Regions from separate parts of the Homo sapiens genome. Here region 1 is linked to region 2. The links are chromatin loops, found by intact Hi-C in ENCODE. Cell type or tissue: IMR-90. All regions are shown on one strand.

Region 1 (8,000 bases), 260 kb after region 2:
CTGCCCATCTCTAAGGACCACCTAAGTTGGGTGTCCATTCATTCATTCATTCAGCAGATTTTTTGAGCACCTACTATGTGCCAGGCTCTATCTCGAGGAGTGGAGAAAATAGATACGAGATCTGCCTTTCATGGTCGTTACCTGGCAGTGGGGAGAGACTAACGATAAAGTCGGCAAATAAGCCAGATGATTTGGGAAGGGGTTGAATGTAATAAGGCAAATAAACCTGGTCTTTGCATAAAGAGTGATGAGCACTTGGGAGGTCAGGAAAGGTGAGATTTGTGACTTTAGATCAAATCACCAGGGAAGGCTCTTTGAAGAGATGACATTGGGCAGAATCCCAAAGGGTGAGGCAGAGCAGCCACATAGACATCTTAGGGAAGAGCATTCCAGGCAGAGGGAACAGCCTGTACAAACTGTGCATGCAGGGAAATGTCTGGATGTATTGGAGGCACAGAGCTGAGACCAGTGAGACTGGAGCAAAGTCAGAAGGCATGTAGGAGGAGAGAATCTTGGAGAAAGAGCAAGGCGCAATCACACATGGCCTTGAGGGATATGGGAAGGAGTTTGCTTGTATTTTAAGTGTGATGGGACAGGCAAGTCTATTGTAGAGACTCAGAAATGTCGGGTGGTGGAAATATTGGACAGTCGGGTGAAGAAGCTGTTATTCCAGGCAGGAGGATCAAGGCTCTGCAGCCCTAGAGGGTGGCCTTAAGGAAGAAAGAACTCCATTGTGTAACCCTCCACCCACCTGCCATAAGGAACTGGCTTACTGGGTTCTCCCATGCTCATCTCCACTCTTTTACCATCCAAGAACCCTTCTCTGTTCTGGTGCCCCCTTGGGAGCATGCTGGAGTTGATGCATGGAGCAGGGGGCTGGTGGCTGTAATTATGGGGATCCCCATTCTGCTGTTTCCCTTTATATAAGCTGCTAAAAATTACCATCAAGGGTCTGAAAGGGTAAAATGATAAGATGGTGGGCTGATGTGTGATTGTACTTTTTTTTGAGATGGAGTCTTGCTATGTTGCCCAGACTGGGCTCAAGTGATTCTGCCACCTCAGCCTCCTGAGTATCTAGGACCACAGCTGTGCGCTGCTGTACCCAGCTTTGATAGTATTTTTCTTTTAAAAGCAACTACTTGGAAGTACTATCACTTCATCTTTATTATTTTAATTTTTTATTAAGGAAGTAATAAAAATGATTGTCAAGGGCAGCATTTCAGGAAAAAAAAATTGTGAAAGGAGAATAAATAATCTTAGGTATGTGTGTAGGGAAAGCAGGTGATAAGCATTCATGCCCAGCCCTGAGAATAGCTTCCTGGTAAGGTCTGTGTCCAAGTTTGTCAGTGATGCCATGAGCCAGCCTTGACCAAACATGCTAGGTGCCAGGTGATGCTCTGTGGGTTCTCTCATACAACCTTCATGACGCTCTCAAGCAACGGTACTGTATTATTCCCATTTCACAGAAGAGGAAACTGAGGCATAGAAGGAATGACTGATTTGTCCAACACCAGGGCAAGGATTTTAGATTTTATTGTAAGCATAATGGCAAAGGGACTGTGTCAGATGTCTTGGGGGCCTGGTGGAATCCCAACCCCCAGCCTCACTGCAAAGCCCATCGCTGTAACCCCGGCACTTTCCTGCCTCCTCTGCTTCTGCTCTCACGTCTGTGTCCCCAGTCGGGCCTTTCTGAGGCCCACTGAAGGGAGTAAACTCCTGAGACCCATCTCTCCAAGTGGGGAGTGAATGATGGCACCGGCCCTGATAACAGGAGGTGTGTGAAGGTACTGAACTTCAACTTGTATTTGAGTCCATCTCAAGCCAGTTTTTTTCCAGCTCTTTAAATAGAAACTGGACTTACTGCCTCAGGGCTTCTGAGGCCACAGAGGTTGAAATGGAGACCCGGTCCCCGTATCCCATTTTGACACCCCCTCAGCCACACAATAAGTGATCTAAGTTATGTAGGAGAGGCCCCCATTCATTCATTCATTCATTCATTCCGTATGTTGAGCACCAGCTTGACACCTGGCACCCTTCTAGGCACTGAGGGCACAGCAGCACACAAAGACAATCTCCTCATGGAGAAAGATGGACAGTAATCAATTGACAAGTAGATAGATAATTATAGATTTTGATAAAGCCTGTGACAGACAAAAACATGGTGGCATGCTGGACCGTGAGCAGTGGTATGGACCAGGAGTGGTGATCGGCATTCAGCAGGTGGTCAGGGGCCTCCCGATGGAAAGGAGGCTGCCACAGGAGGGGCCAGAGCTGGGCCGGGCCGTACAGGCAGCGGGAACGCAAGAGCAAAGGCCCCGCGGCAGGAAAAGGCTCACAGTGTTCAAGGACTCCAGAGGAGCCTCATCCTATCCTCCCCAGAGCAGGATATGCAGAATAATATTCTTTCTTCTTACAGCAACCGCGTGAGGTGGGCACCATAAGCCCTGCTTTCATAGATGGTGAAAGTGAGGCTCAGAGAGGGCAAGTGACTTGCCTGAAACCGCAGAGCCAATAAGTGTTCAGAGCTGGGATTCAGACTCCAGTTTCTCTGGTGCCACTTCCTCTAAATGATGAGATTTCCTGGACTCCTTCAGGACTCCAGGAACTGTCCTAATGTCTGCACATAAACATGCGGCTTAATCTCCCCAGTAGCCCCGTGACATGAGCACTGCCACTGCCCTCATCTTACAGGTGGAGAAACTGAGGCATAAAATGTTTCAGTCACTTACCCAAGGTCACACGGCCATGGCAGTGGGAAATGAGCCAGGCAGTCGCCCAGGCACATAACCCTCACGCCATCCTGCCCTTCACACTCTCTTAGATCCATCTAGAAGGTGATTCTCAGGGGTGAGCCTAGGGCCCCACCCCCCACCTCAATCCCCACCAGCCAACGTCTCCAGCTCTCTTCTCGCCCTACCATGGGAATCGTCCAGGTTATTTTCTTATCCTCCTCACAGCCCAGATGACAGAAGGGCAGCGGCAGCAGCTGGGCTTCGTCCCAATTAACTGCCTTCAGTCTGATGCTAATGGCTATAAACTGCTCTTGAGACAGCCCAGGCATTTTGCAAGCCTGACATATTCCTCCTTAAGTATTTTTTTCAAACACAAACACACAGAACGCTCACACACCATGCCCATGTGCTTCCTATTAACTTTTTTTTTTTCTGAGTTGTTCCAGAGGAGAAATAAACTCTCGAACTACTGAGAGCATTTCAGAATGGAAGACATTGGTTGAGCTTAGTTTCTCAGAGGAAGAAGAAAATAAAGAAGATTGAGGCTTATGAACTTTTAGGCCTGAAAATGCTGATTTTGTGAAATTGGCCCATGGTGAGAAGCTAGCATGAGTCTTTTTCCTTTCTAAGAATTTAAACCATAATTTTGGCCCATAATCCCAGCACTTTGGGAGACCAAGGCAGGTATATTTATTGCTTGAGTCCAGGAGTTCAAGACCAGCCTGGGAAACCTGGTGAAACCCATCTCTACAAAAAAAAAAAAAATTATCTGGGCATGGTGATGCATGCCTGTAGTCCCAGCTACTCAATATGTTGAGGTAGGAGGATCACTTTTCAGCCTGGGAGGTCAATGCTGCAGTAAGCCGTGATCATGCCACTGCACTCCAGCCTGAGCAATAGAGCAAGACCCTATCTTTAAAAAAAAAAAAAAAATGCTGGGCATGGTGGTGTGCACCTGTAGTTCCAGCTACTCAGGAAGCTGAGGTGGAAGGATTGCTTGAGCCCAGGAGTTCAAGGTTGCAGTGAGCTATGATCACCCCACTGCACTCCAGCCTGGGCAATACAGCATGACCCTGTCTCAAAAAAAGAAAAAATATATAATTTTTAGAAGCAAAAAAGGATGCTCTTGGGGCTCACCTCATCATTTTACAGATGAGTAAACTGAGGCACTGCAACAGAGTGTCTTACGGAAGATCACAGAGCAAGCTTTAGACAAGCCAGGATGCCTCCCACTAGGTCTTCTAGCTAATCTCATAAACTTCCAAAAACTTTAGCACAGCCATCACCCCGTAAGGCCCTGGTTTGAGATCTGTATCTGTTTGGATAACACTGCCCCTCCATGGAATATACAATAAATGTAAAAGAAAAAAGTTCACAGCTCTTGTTCAGCCTTTGCAGAGTTGTTTATTTTCTTTATTTTAAGTTCACCCTGGGGTTTTTATAGCTGAAGTGTGTTTCTTATGGGTTTGATTTTTTTTCTTTTTGGCTTCTTCTGGTAAAACACTGCTATTCACAGAAATAACCACAAAGATTAAAAAGAGGGGGAAAAAAATCTCCAGAGTGTGTTATAAGAAGTTTCTGGTGCCACAGAGTTGTTAAGAGTTCTGGACCTGGCCTGTGGTCAGTCCTGGCAGTACCCCACACACAATGGCATGAGTTGGGGAAGCACATGGACTTCTCTGTGCCTCAGTTTCCTCACCTGTGAAACTGGTATCATAGTGAGAGAGGTGACAACATGAGGCTTTGGGAGACTAAATAACATGATTCATGGGCACCACAGATGAGATCCATAAAGGCTAGATTTTCTTTTTATTATCTCTGTTATTCCTTCCTTAGCATGGTAGTTAAAAACAACTAAAAGCAGGGACTCTGAAGTCAGGTTGAGTTAACCTCCAAATACGGCTGCAAACCAGCCCTGTGACCTTGAGCTCAGTTACTTCTCAGTCCTCCAGTTTCCTTCCCTATGAAATGGGGACACTAAGAGTACTTTACTCGTGGGGTGCTATGATGACTAAATGAGTTAATGTATGTGAAGTGTTTAGAGCGCACCTGGCACAAACTAACGCTCTCTAAACGTTAATTATCGTTATTATGATTGACATTGTTAGCCTCACTTCAGGTTTGATGGGCCATGTTCTTTCCAAGTTCGCTTCTATTTCCTGAACTCTCAATTTTAGTAAGTGGTCAGGGTAAGAGAAAAGAGGAATACTAATCTGAGACTGTGGGACTGTCTGCATCCACATAAACTCCCCTTCCAGTGAACTCTGTGTTGTAGGGAGACTTAAAAACAGGCCAAGTGCAGTGGCTCATACCTATAATCCCAGCCCTTTGGGAGGCTGAGGCGGGCGGATCATCTGAGCTCAGGAGTTCAAGACCAGCCTGGCCAACATGGCAAAACCCCATCTCTACTTAAAATACAAAAATTAGCCGGGTGTGGTGGCACACACCTGCAATTCCAGCTACTTGGGAGGCTGAGGCAGGAGAATCGCTTGAACCCGGGTAGTGGAGGTTGCAGTGAGCCGAGATCACGCCACTGCACTCCAGTCTAGGCGACAAAGCGAGACTCCATCTCAAAAAAAAAAAAAAAAAAGGCAAGAAAACAGTGGGATCCCTATCCAGTGGAAACTCTTTTTGCATTTATGAAGGGCCAGGGAACATAAAGACTGAAGCTTAGAACCCCTCCAGCAGCCACTCAGGAGCAACATAGAATCGTGCAATTCAGGGATGTGTAGGAAATTAAAAGTTCAGTAAAAGCACTTGTTACTCAGTGATCTCAGCTCGAGACCTCCGAGACTGGATTGTGTTGGATTTAGAAAGTCTCTGTGTCAGATTCATGAAATCTACCACCAGTAAACTGTGTGACCTTGGACAAGTCACAAAGCCTTCATGATCTGTGTTCCACAGTTCTAGTGCTAACAAGAGTTCCAGGAAAAAATAAAGGGGTTGGGGCGGGTCATGGTCATACATACCAAATACGTTTAGTCAATAGTGCATGCCACAAAGTTAAAATAGACATCTTTGCTACAGGACTTTTCAGAGCCTTTGCAGGCTGTTGTGCCTTGTACTTCTCCAGGAATAGAATTCAGGAGGCAATTTTCCCAGGCAGATGGGATGAGGGCCCCTCCGTCCAAACTCGTTCTGTGGTCACTGAGAAGCCCTGGATGTCATGATCTTTTAGGACCCTTCCTTTATGAACGTTCTTTGAATTTCTATTGTTTTAAACAATGAACATGTATGTTTTTCTTTTTCCTGTGTTTTAATTAAATTGTTTCTTGTTGAGATGGAGTCTCACTTTGTCGTCCAGGCTGGAGTACAATGGCATGATCTCGGCTTACTGCAACCTCCGCCTCCTGGATTCAAGCAATTCTCTAGCCTCAGTCTCCCAAGTAGCTGGGATTACAGGCGCCTGCCACCACACCTGGCTAATTTTTGTATTTTTAGTAGAGATGGGGTTTCACCACGTTGGTCAGGCTGGTCTCGAACTCCTTACCTCAAGTGATCCGCCCACCTCAGCCCCCCAGAGTGCTGGGATTACAGGCATGAGCCACTGTGCTCAGCCTTAATTTTTAACTGAGATATAACTCACATCCTAAACTTCACCTTTTTTTTTTTTTTTTTTTTGAGGCAGGGTCTCTGTCACCCGGGCTGGAGTGCAGTGGTGCGATGACAGCTCACTGCAACCTCTGCCTCCTGGGCTCAAGTGATTCTCCCGCCTCAGCCTTCCGAGTAGCTGGGACTAGCAGGTGCCTGCCACCATGCCCAGCTAATTTTGTTTATTTTTTGTAGAGACGGGGTTTCATTGTGTTGCATAGGCTGGTAAACTTCACCTTTTTAAAGTGTTCAGTTTAGTGTTTTTAGTATATTCACTAAAATTGTGCAACCATCACCACTATCTAATGCCACAGCATTTTTGTCACCCCGCAAAGAAACCCCATGTCCATTAGCGTCACTCCTTAGTTCCCCTCCCTCCGATATATTCCTTTTGTAATAAAAAAAAAAGACACATGAATTTTTTAAACAGGTTACACATTTACCTAGTTCGGGCATCTGTGGAAATCTTTCTTCTACCCTCATGCTACATCCACCCCGTTTCCAAACCCCTAACAATTAACCACTGTAATAATTTCGTGGGAACCCACCCAGAACATCTTTTTGCAAACATAAGTAAAATATAAGCAGTCTATTATATTGTATGTTACTATTACAAGAATTAGTTCAGACGTGATTCATAAATAAGAAAACTATGTTAGTATAACTCGGAAGTTGCATTGTTTCATTTGCTTCTAAGGGTTTCTCTATCACTGTTGTTGTTGTTACGTGCCTTGATGTAGTTTTCTTTATGATTCTCGTGCTCTGTGTTCATTGAGACTCTTAGATCTGTGGATTTATCATTTCCATCAAATTTGGAAATTTTTCAGCCAATATTTCTTCAAATTTTTGTCTGATGTTCCACACCACTACCTCCCACTCCAAGTTCATAAATCTTTTCTTCTGTAGTATCTGATCTGCTGCTAATTACATCCATGTCATTTTTCATCCCATACATCATTTTCATCTCCAGAAGTTTGATTTTGGGTGTTTTTTTTTTTTTTTTTTTTTTGAAGACAGAGCCTTGCTCTGTCACCCAGGCTGGAGTGCAGTGGCGTAATCTCGGCTCATTGCAACCTCTGCCTCCAGGGTTCAAGCGATTCTTATGCCTCAGCCACCTGAGTAGCTGGGCTTACAGGTGCTCACCACCACTCCTGGCTAATTTTTGTATATTAAGTGGAGATGGGGTTTTGCCATGTTGGCCAGGCTGGTCTCAAGCTCCTGAGCTCAGGCAGTCTGCCCACCTCAGCCTCCCAAAGTGCTAGTACAGGCATGAGCCACCATGCCCAGCCTGGGTCTTTTTCTGATAACTTCCATGTCTCTACTTAACATGTCCAATCTTTCTTCTGGCTTCTTGAACAGATAGAATCCAGTTGTAGTAAACGTTTTAATGTCCGTGTCTAATTCTATCATTCCTGTCATTTCTGGGTTCATTTTCATTGATTTTTCTCCATGTCGAAAATCATATTTTTCTGCTTCCCTGCATGCCTGATAAGTTTCAATTGGATGCCAAACATAAATTTTACCTTGTCAGATGCTGGATATTTTTATATTCCTATAAATACTTTTGAGCTTTGTTCTGGGATGCAGTTAGGTTACTTAGAAACTGTTGAATGCTTTTGAGTCTTGCTTTCAGCCTTGCCAGTTGGGATCAGAGCAGTGTTTGGTCCAGGAGAAATT
Region 2 (8,000 bases):
ACACAGGCACATGTCAAATGCCCCCTTGGGTGGAACGCAGGAATTTGCATTTCTAACAAGCTCAGGGGGCCACAGTTTGAGTATCATTGAGCCCAGCCATTTCTTGGTCTAGAGTAGGAGCCTGCAGAAGGGACAGAGCTCAGGGGTTAGGCAGACCTGTTTCCAGTTTCATCTGCATCCCACACTGGCTGGGTGACTTTGCACGAGGGAGTCAATCTCTTTGGGCCTGAGCTGCTTCATTGCTAAATTGAGGATAATAAAAGAACTCCTGGTTTTCTCCTCAAATCTGTTTCTCCAGCCACTTTTCCCATCTTTGTACATGACAGCTCCATTCTTCCAGAAGTTGAGCCCCAAATACTGGAGTTACCCTCGAGAACTCTCGTTCACACAAGCCTTACCTTCAATTGGTCTGAAAAACCTGTGGGTTCTACCTTCAATTGTATGCACAGCGAGACCACTTCTCATCACCTCCATCACTACCACACTGGTCCAGGCCTGCATTGCTTCCCGCCTGGGCCGTGGCAGCTGCCTCCTTGCTGGTCCCTGACTCCACCTCACCCCTGACAGTCTGTGCCTCACACACAGCACCAGATCAATTGCTAAAATAAGTAAGTACATCACTGCCTTCCTCTGCTCGGCTCCCAGAGCTCTCACCTCACTCACTCAGAGCAAGAACTGAAACTCTACCATGGCCTTCAAAGCTCTTGGAGATCTGGCTTCCTGGTACCTTCTGCCCCATTTCAGCTCCCCGCACTCCCCACTGTGCTCCAGCTGCCGTGGCCTCCTTGCTGTTCCTTAAACACACCAAGCAAGCTCCTTCCTTCTGCCTGGAACCATCTTCTCCAGGTATCCACATGGCTCCTTCTTTTGCTTCCTTCTGACCTCTGCTCAAATGTCACCTCCTCAGTGAGGCCCATCCTGATTGCTCACCTAGATTTCCACCCCACCCAACTTCTTCTGTCCCTTTTTTTTCTCCATATCCCACCTCACTAAGTGTATATTTGTTTGCCTATTTGTTTATTTCCTCTCCATGTATTGGAACGTAATTTCCACAAAAGCAAGGTTCATATCTGTTTTTCTTTTTTTAAATTTATGTTTAATTTACATACGGTAACATTCACTTTTTGGAGTACAGTTCTGTGAGCTTTGATAAATGCACAGTCATGCAACCATCACCAAAATCAAGACACAGAACAGTTCCATCATCTCCAAAAATATCTTCAAGCAACTTCTGGATAGTGAGGCCCTTTTGCCACCCTGCCCGATGTCAATCATGGATCTGGTCTCTCCTCTGTAGTTCTGCCTTTTCTATTTAATATGTGTCATATAAAAGACACACAGCTTGCAGCCTTTGGGGACGGGCTTCTTTCTTGCAGCAGAATGCTTCTGAGATTCATCCATGTTGTTGCATCCATCAATCGTCTGTTTCTTTTTATTGCTGACTCGTAATTTATCCTATGAATGAGCCACTTGTCAATCCATTCCCCAGGCGAGGGACATTTGGATTGTTTCTAGTTCTTGGTGATTGGGAATAAGCTGCTCTAACCCTGCATGTACTAGATTTTGCATGAACAAAGGTTTTCATTTCTGTAGGTTACACACCAGGAGCGGGATTGCGGGATCATGTAAGTGTGTGTTTAACGTCACGAGAAACTGCCATGCCGTTTTTCAGAGTGGTTGCACCATTTTACATTACCACTGGTGATGGAGGAGCCTGACAGCTGTTCTGCATTCCCACATGTTTTTTCTCATCATTGAATTTCCACCACCAAGGATAGAACCTGGCACTGGTAGGTGCTCAACAAATATGCACATAGTAGGTACACAAAAATATGCATACCTACTATGTGCACATAAACAGATAACTAGAGGCTATCACACAGTGGGATCGGAAGGATGAATTAGGGTAAAATGTATAGAGTGCTTGGTACAGTGCCTGGCCCTTAGTACCTGAGGATCATTGCTAACAGTAGAGGCCACTCTCCCCAGGGGAGGGCCATAGGGCAGGGGCCTCAGCTCCAGCCACACAGAGAGACTGCCTAGCAGAACCCTCCACTATGCTAATCGCTGATTCCTTGAGCTGTAGGCTTTGGGGATATAAAGATCTTCTCCCTCCAGGAACTGAGGAGGTAAGAATCTGCCCCCACGCCAGCAAGACCCGCAATGCTGCAAACACTTCCTGAGGCTCTCTGTGCCCCCCTCCACCCCAGCGTAGGGAACCCAGGAGACCTGGCTCCAGCTGTGTTTTCCTTGCCTCCACACTCAAAAATGGGAGGCCCACAGGCCAAGGAATGGAGTAAGTCTGTTTTCCTAGCTGACCTTGTCCCCTCAAGGGGACACCAGTGCCCCCACGCTGCTGAGTTTTCTCCCACTTTAGCCAAACTCTTTGGCTGCCCTTGTCCACCCCCACTGGGGGCCTGTTTGCCAGAATCTTTCAGCACCTTTTCTTTTTCACAATCACTCTGACCCTTTTTGCTATTGTTTTTTGTAGGTTAATTGAGTACGTTCTCCTCTCGGTGGAGACCGCAGGCAGGGCCAAGCACAACAGGCCCAGCACGAAGGGGGCCTGGGAGGCCCGTCCCAACTCTGCAGCCTGAGGCCTGCTCAGGCAAGGGCAGGGGGACATTGATGGGGCCAAGATGTAACTGACCTCGCCTGCAGGCAGCAGCTAGCTGGGGTGGAGGACGCGGGGGACGAGAGCATCAGGCCTCCCTTTCAATCCCTGCTCTTCCTTCTTCCTCTTTTTTGTTTTCAGAGCAGATTATCCCTAAATTCTCCTTCAGTTGGTATTTTCTGAGCACCTTCTAACCGCAGAAAACTGTAGCACGATGCAAAGTGTAATGACTGACAGAAACGAGGCTTGCAGTGGTCTCACCTGGGGTGAGTTTGTGCCCCAGGAGACACTCAGCAATGTCTGGAGACCGTTTTGGCTGTCGGCCCTAGGCAGGAGGGGTCCTGCTGACATTTAGTGGGTGGAGGCCACGGATGCTGCTAAACTTTCTACAATGCACAAGACAAGCCCACGTAACAAACATCGATCCGGGTGGGATGTCAGCAGTGCTGAGGCTGAGAAAACCTGGCTCCTCACTGTCCCATTATATGGATGAGGAGACTGAGGTCCTGTGCAGCTAAGTGACATGTCCAAGGACACACAGGATTTCAACCCAGAGGCCTGACTCTGCTGTCCTCATGCACCTCCCACTCCTAGAGCTCATCAAGGGACGGGGAAAGGAGTTAGGAGGGACAGGGACGCAGGGGGAGTTGACCTGGGTGTGGGAATGGAGCTCTGGGGGCCTTCCGCAGAGGATGAGGGGACTGAGGGGAATTTGGAAAGACTCCCGGGGGATGGGAGAGTCTGTCATGATTCCCTTTGACATCCGTTTCTGATACAGGAAAAGCCTGCTTTGAAATTTAGGGGGTGGGGGGGAACACCTGTCACCCCCACACAGCACTTCCGGCAGATCCTGGGAGGGGCATTGCAGTAGCAAATGATGAACAGCAGAGGGCGCGAGGGTTCCTTTGCCTCCTATGTACCACTTTTTTCATCGTAAAGGGAGTAGGTGTGCCTTAAAGAAAACTGCGGAAAGCCCAAAAAAGCAGAACAAAGAAACCTACATTGCCCAGAATCCCACCTCCTGGGACAGTTGAACATTTAAATAGTGAATAGTTTCTTCCTTTTTCCCCAGACAACTTTGTTGACATTTTTTATTCTGTTTTGTTTTGCTTTCCAACACAGGGGCCATCAGCCAGTACACATGATTTTGCAGCCTGGATTTTCACATAACATTCTATCAGAAGCTTTTCCCTTTGTCTGACAAGCCCATGTCATCCTCAGTCCCTGGTCACCGCTGCGGAGTCAGGGCTTGTGTATTAGGCCGTTTTTCAATTTCTGTAAAGAAATACCTGAGGCTAGGTAATTTACAGAGAAGAGAGGTTTCATTGGCTGGTGGTTCTGCAGATTATACAAGCATGGCACAGGCATCTGTTTCTGGGGAGGCCTCAGGAAGCTTCCAATCATGGCGGAAGGCAAAGGAGGGGCAGGTGCATCACATGGTGAGAGAGGGAGCAAAAGGGGGGCGTCCCAGGCTCTTAAACCACCAGATGTGGCATGAACTGAGGGAGAAGTCGCTCATCGCCAAGGGGGTGGCACTAAACTTTTCCTGAGGGACTCACCCCCAGGATTTAATCACCTCCCACAGTGCCCACCTCCAGCACGGGAATCACATTTCAACATGAGATTTGGAGGGGACAAACCTCCAAACCACATCAGCACACATCCATTCAGCAGATGTGTTTTGAGCCCCCATGTGTGGGAAGCTGTGACAAGCAAGGAGATCAACTGGGTGTGTGCTCTGTCTGGGGGAGATGGACCCCATCCAGGGTCATTTCAGATGGGGCAATGCACAGTGATGGAGTGAGAGATCTGGGCTGTGTCCCTGGGGGGGCCTCTCAAAGTAGGGGACATTTGGATGGGGACCTGGATGACCACCAGGAGGCTGCAGGAGCTGCAGGGACACTCCTGGCACGCTGGAAGTTCACATGAGAAAGGGGAAAGGCCTATTTTGGATAAAGATCCCCCCAGGACAGGGTGAGGGGTGGAACATGGGACATGAGGAACATGAGTGGTCTCAGATGCCTACAAGTCTCCTTCCTGGGCCTTTGGGCAGGTGGTGGCGCCATATACGGCAGCAGAGAAGGAAGGATGACACTTAAGCCTGCTGCCCCTGCTCCCCCCTTGATATGATTTGGCTCTGTGTCTCCATCCAAATCTCATCTCGAATTATAATCCCCATGTGTCAATGGAGTGAGGTGATTGGATCATGGCAGCGGTTTTTCCCATGCTGTTCTCATGATAGTGAGTGAGTTCTCACAAGATCTGATGGTTCTATAAGTGTTTGACAGTTTCTCCTTCAGAGTCTCGCTGTTTCTCCTGCCACCATGTAAAACATGCCTGCTTCCCCTTCCGCCATGATTGTAAGTCTCCTGAGACCTCCTCAGCTATGCAGAACTGTGAGTCAATTAAACCTCTTTCTTTATAAATTACCCAGTCTCGGGTACTTCTTTATAGCAGGATGAGAACAGACTAATACACCTGCTTTTCCCAGAGCCTAGCATTCAGCATGTGGGAGGAAGGAGCACTTTCTGCTTCTCTTTCATTAGTGAGGATAAAGAGGGACAGTACCAAAGGAGGATAAGGACTCAATTTCATTCTAATAAAAATGGGAACCCCTTGCATTTTATTTAAAATATCATTGTTTGTTTGCTCTTTCAGATTGCAAAAATAATTACTAGTCATTATAGAAACATGTGTAAAAATATAAATAAGTACAAAGGGAATAGTGGTTCCCCATGATCCCATTGTCCAGGGACCCTCCGCAAGCCTTTCAGGGTATTCCTTTATCGTAAGACCTTCATCAGTGTCTGTGTCTGCATTTATTCATCCATTCAACGGAATTTTTTGAGCACCCACTATGTGCCAGTCATCTTTCTAGATGCAAAGGATGTAGTTGGGAATAAAAACACAAAAATCCCCGTCATCATGGAGGTGACATTCCAGTGAGGGTGACAAACAAAATAATCGGTAAACGCTGCAGTACAGTCTATGATAAGGGCAGAAGTGCCATGGAGAAATGAAAGCAGGGAACCCGGAGGAGGGCACTAAATGGGGTTTGGATTTTAAGCGGGATGCTCAGGGAAGGTGTCACTGAGAGGTGACATTTGAACAGAGGCTTGAATTTTTGGAGGGAGCGAGGCATGAGGGCAGCTGCGGGGGAGGGGAGAGAGAACAGCAGGTGCAAAGGCCCCCAGGGGGCGAGCCTGGGTGGCTCAGGAGGTGCGAGAAGGTCAATCGGTGAGTGCTGGGTGAGCAGGGATGGCGAGGGGTGGGGAGGATAAAGAGGAAGTTGGGGAGCAGACCTCACAGGGCTGTGGGGGACACTGAGAGGACCACGCTTTACTCTGAGTGACATGAGAAGCCAGAGCAAGACTTTGATTTCTCTGTAAATGTTTTATTGTCAATCCAAACAAAAGTGGAGAGAACAGTAAGATCAACCCCACACACTCACCCCCCAGCCCCGTGTACGGTCCATCTGGCTTCACTGATTTCCTCCCCACTGGATGGTTTTGAAACAGATCTGGGCACCACCTCATTTCATCTGTTTACATTTTGTGAATGTCACCAAAATCAGGATTTTCTTCCAGCGTAACCTCAATACCATTATCCTGACTTCAAACATTACCAGTCATTCCTTAGTGTTACCAGAATTCCAGTCCACGTTCAGATGTCCCTCATTCTCTCAATTCATTTTCGCCTTCATTTGTTCAAACTAGGATCTAAACGAGGTTGTTTATGACAGCTGAGCTGTTCCTTAGGTCTTTTTAAATCTATGGGTTCCCCCTTCTTCTGTTTTTCTCCTTGCAGTGTGTTTGTTGAAGAAACTGGGCTGCTCATTCTCTAACGTTTCCCATATTCGTAGCACTTATCTCCTTTGAATATGCCATATAATTTATTCTTCTTATTAAAAAAAAAGTCCTCTCTCCCCTACTAGAAAGCAGTCTCCCAAGAGCAGCCTGTTGGTCTGTTTTGTTCCCTGCTGTGTGCCCAACACCAGAGCCTGGCACAGTCAATGACCCATAAAAGGATGGCTAACACTGAAAATACTGGCTATTGTTTCCCAGCGTTACAGATGAGGAAACTGAGGCTCACAGAGGTTAAGTGAACTTCAAAAGGTCATACAACCAGGAAGTGAGGAGATTGGGATTTGAACTCAATCTTTCAGGCTTAGTGATCAATTTTAACAACCATATACCACACTCTCCCGCGACCCAGCTCCCTCCTTCCCGACAGATGGCGGCTGTCTGTGAAAGGACCCAGCTCCAAAGGCAATTCCCCAGGACGCTCGGGGTCCCACTTTCCTAGGGGTGCTGGTGCCTGCTGGAAGCTGAGCCCCACTGGAGAGATGAGGCCATGCTGAGCCACCGGGGACACTAGTCCTCCATGAGACAGTCTCAGCAGCCCTGTGTGTCAAACTCCCCAGCACTGGCTTAAACTCCAGTGGCTCCCGAAGGCAAGGACCCCCAGCCCTCGCTGAGCATTTGGTTCATAGTAAGTGACCAAGAAGCTCCTGGGAGACAAGAGACCCAGCAAAAGTGGTCAAGATATCTGGACTGCACTGCTGCTAGGCCTGCCAGGCTCTGTCTCCTGCCCTCCGTGTCAGGCCCTGCCTCCAACCAACCAGCCTCCAGGTCAGCATTGCTATGTGATTCTCAGACCAGCAGCTTCCGCACACACCAGCACCTTGCTGGAAAGGCAGGTTGGAACACCCCAAGGATGTGGTACACGGAAAGACAGGGAACCATAGGTGCTGGGGTGGACCCTGCGATCTGGGCTTTCACAAGCCCCAGAGACTCTATCCGCAGAGATATTCTGGTTCTCAGTACCTTTGGGCAGAGCCTTCTTTGAGTGTTGAGGCCAGAAGGGCCAACTCCTTGGTTTATTGATTAGTAGGGACCACTGGGCTCTTTCTCAAATGGGTCTAACCATTTATCTGGGTGCAGGAATGTGGAATTTCAGTGCTGGGAACCATGTGCCTGAGCCTCATGTTGAGGTCCTCTGGGGTCCCAAGGTCTACCTGGTCTAGCATGCACTTAGAGAGGGCCCATGGGTGCCAGACACAGCAAGCAGCTTATAGCGTCTGTCCTCAAGTCACTCTGAGAAAGCCCAGGGTTAACGGCTAAGCCGGCTGCTCTCTCAGCATCCTCTCTTCCATCTTCCTGTTTATTTCATGGCTTCCATCACCACTGAAAGTTGTCACCAATTTGCCCTCTTGTTCGTCTGTCTCACCCCCCATCAAACATGCCCCTCACCCACCCAACCATGAGCTCCATGAGAATGGGGTCTCCTCACTTTGTTCCCAGCACCCAAAATAGTGTTTGGCCCATAGCAGGCACTCAAGAAATAGATGCTCAATGAATGAGTGAATGAACGAATGAATGAATGG

Evidence for each region. A loop is a pair of places that touch in the nucleus more often than their neighbours do. Peaks named below come from ENCODE experiments on the same cell type or tissue, not always from the same donor. Only the 100,000 strongest peaks of a DNase experiment are listed, where the experiment ranks them.
Region 1: a loop joins it to region 2, with 7 times the contacts of the local background. A loop is called at or near these places in 11 of 110 quality-filtered maps.

The regions. Positions count from the first base shown.
Region 1 is chr20:47,016,323-47,024,322 of GRCh38, forward strand. All of the region lies in intron 5 of EYA2 (EYA transcriptional coactivator and phosphatase 2), which reads left to right. Among named protein-coding and RNA genes, the nearest start is that of EYA2-AS1, 120 kb to the left of the region's middle. In IMR-90, a CTCF peak has its summit at 4,056; DNase peaks (open chromatin) are centred at 3,069 and 4,149; H3K27ac peaks cover 1,763 bases.
Region 2 is chr20:46,754,777-46,762,776 of GRCh38, forward strand. No RefSeq gene overlaps it. Among named protein-coding and RNA genes, the nearest start is that of SLC2A10, 49 kb to the left of the region's middle. In IMR-90, CTCF peaks have their summits at 3,497 (motif pointing right), 4,489 (motif pointing right) and 4,690 (motif pointing right); a DNase peak (open chromatin) is centred at 3,525.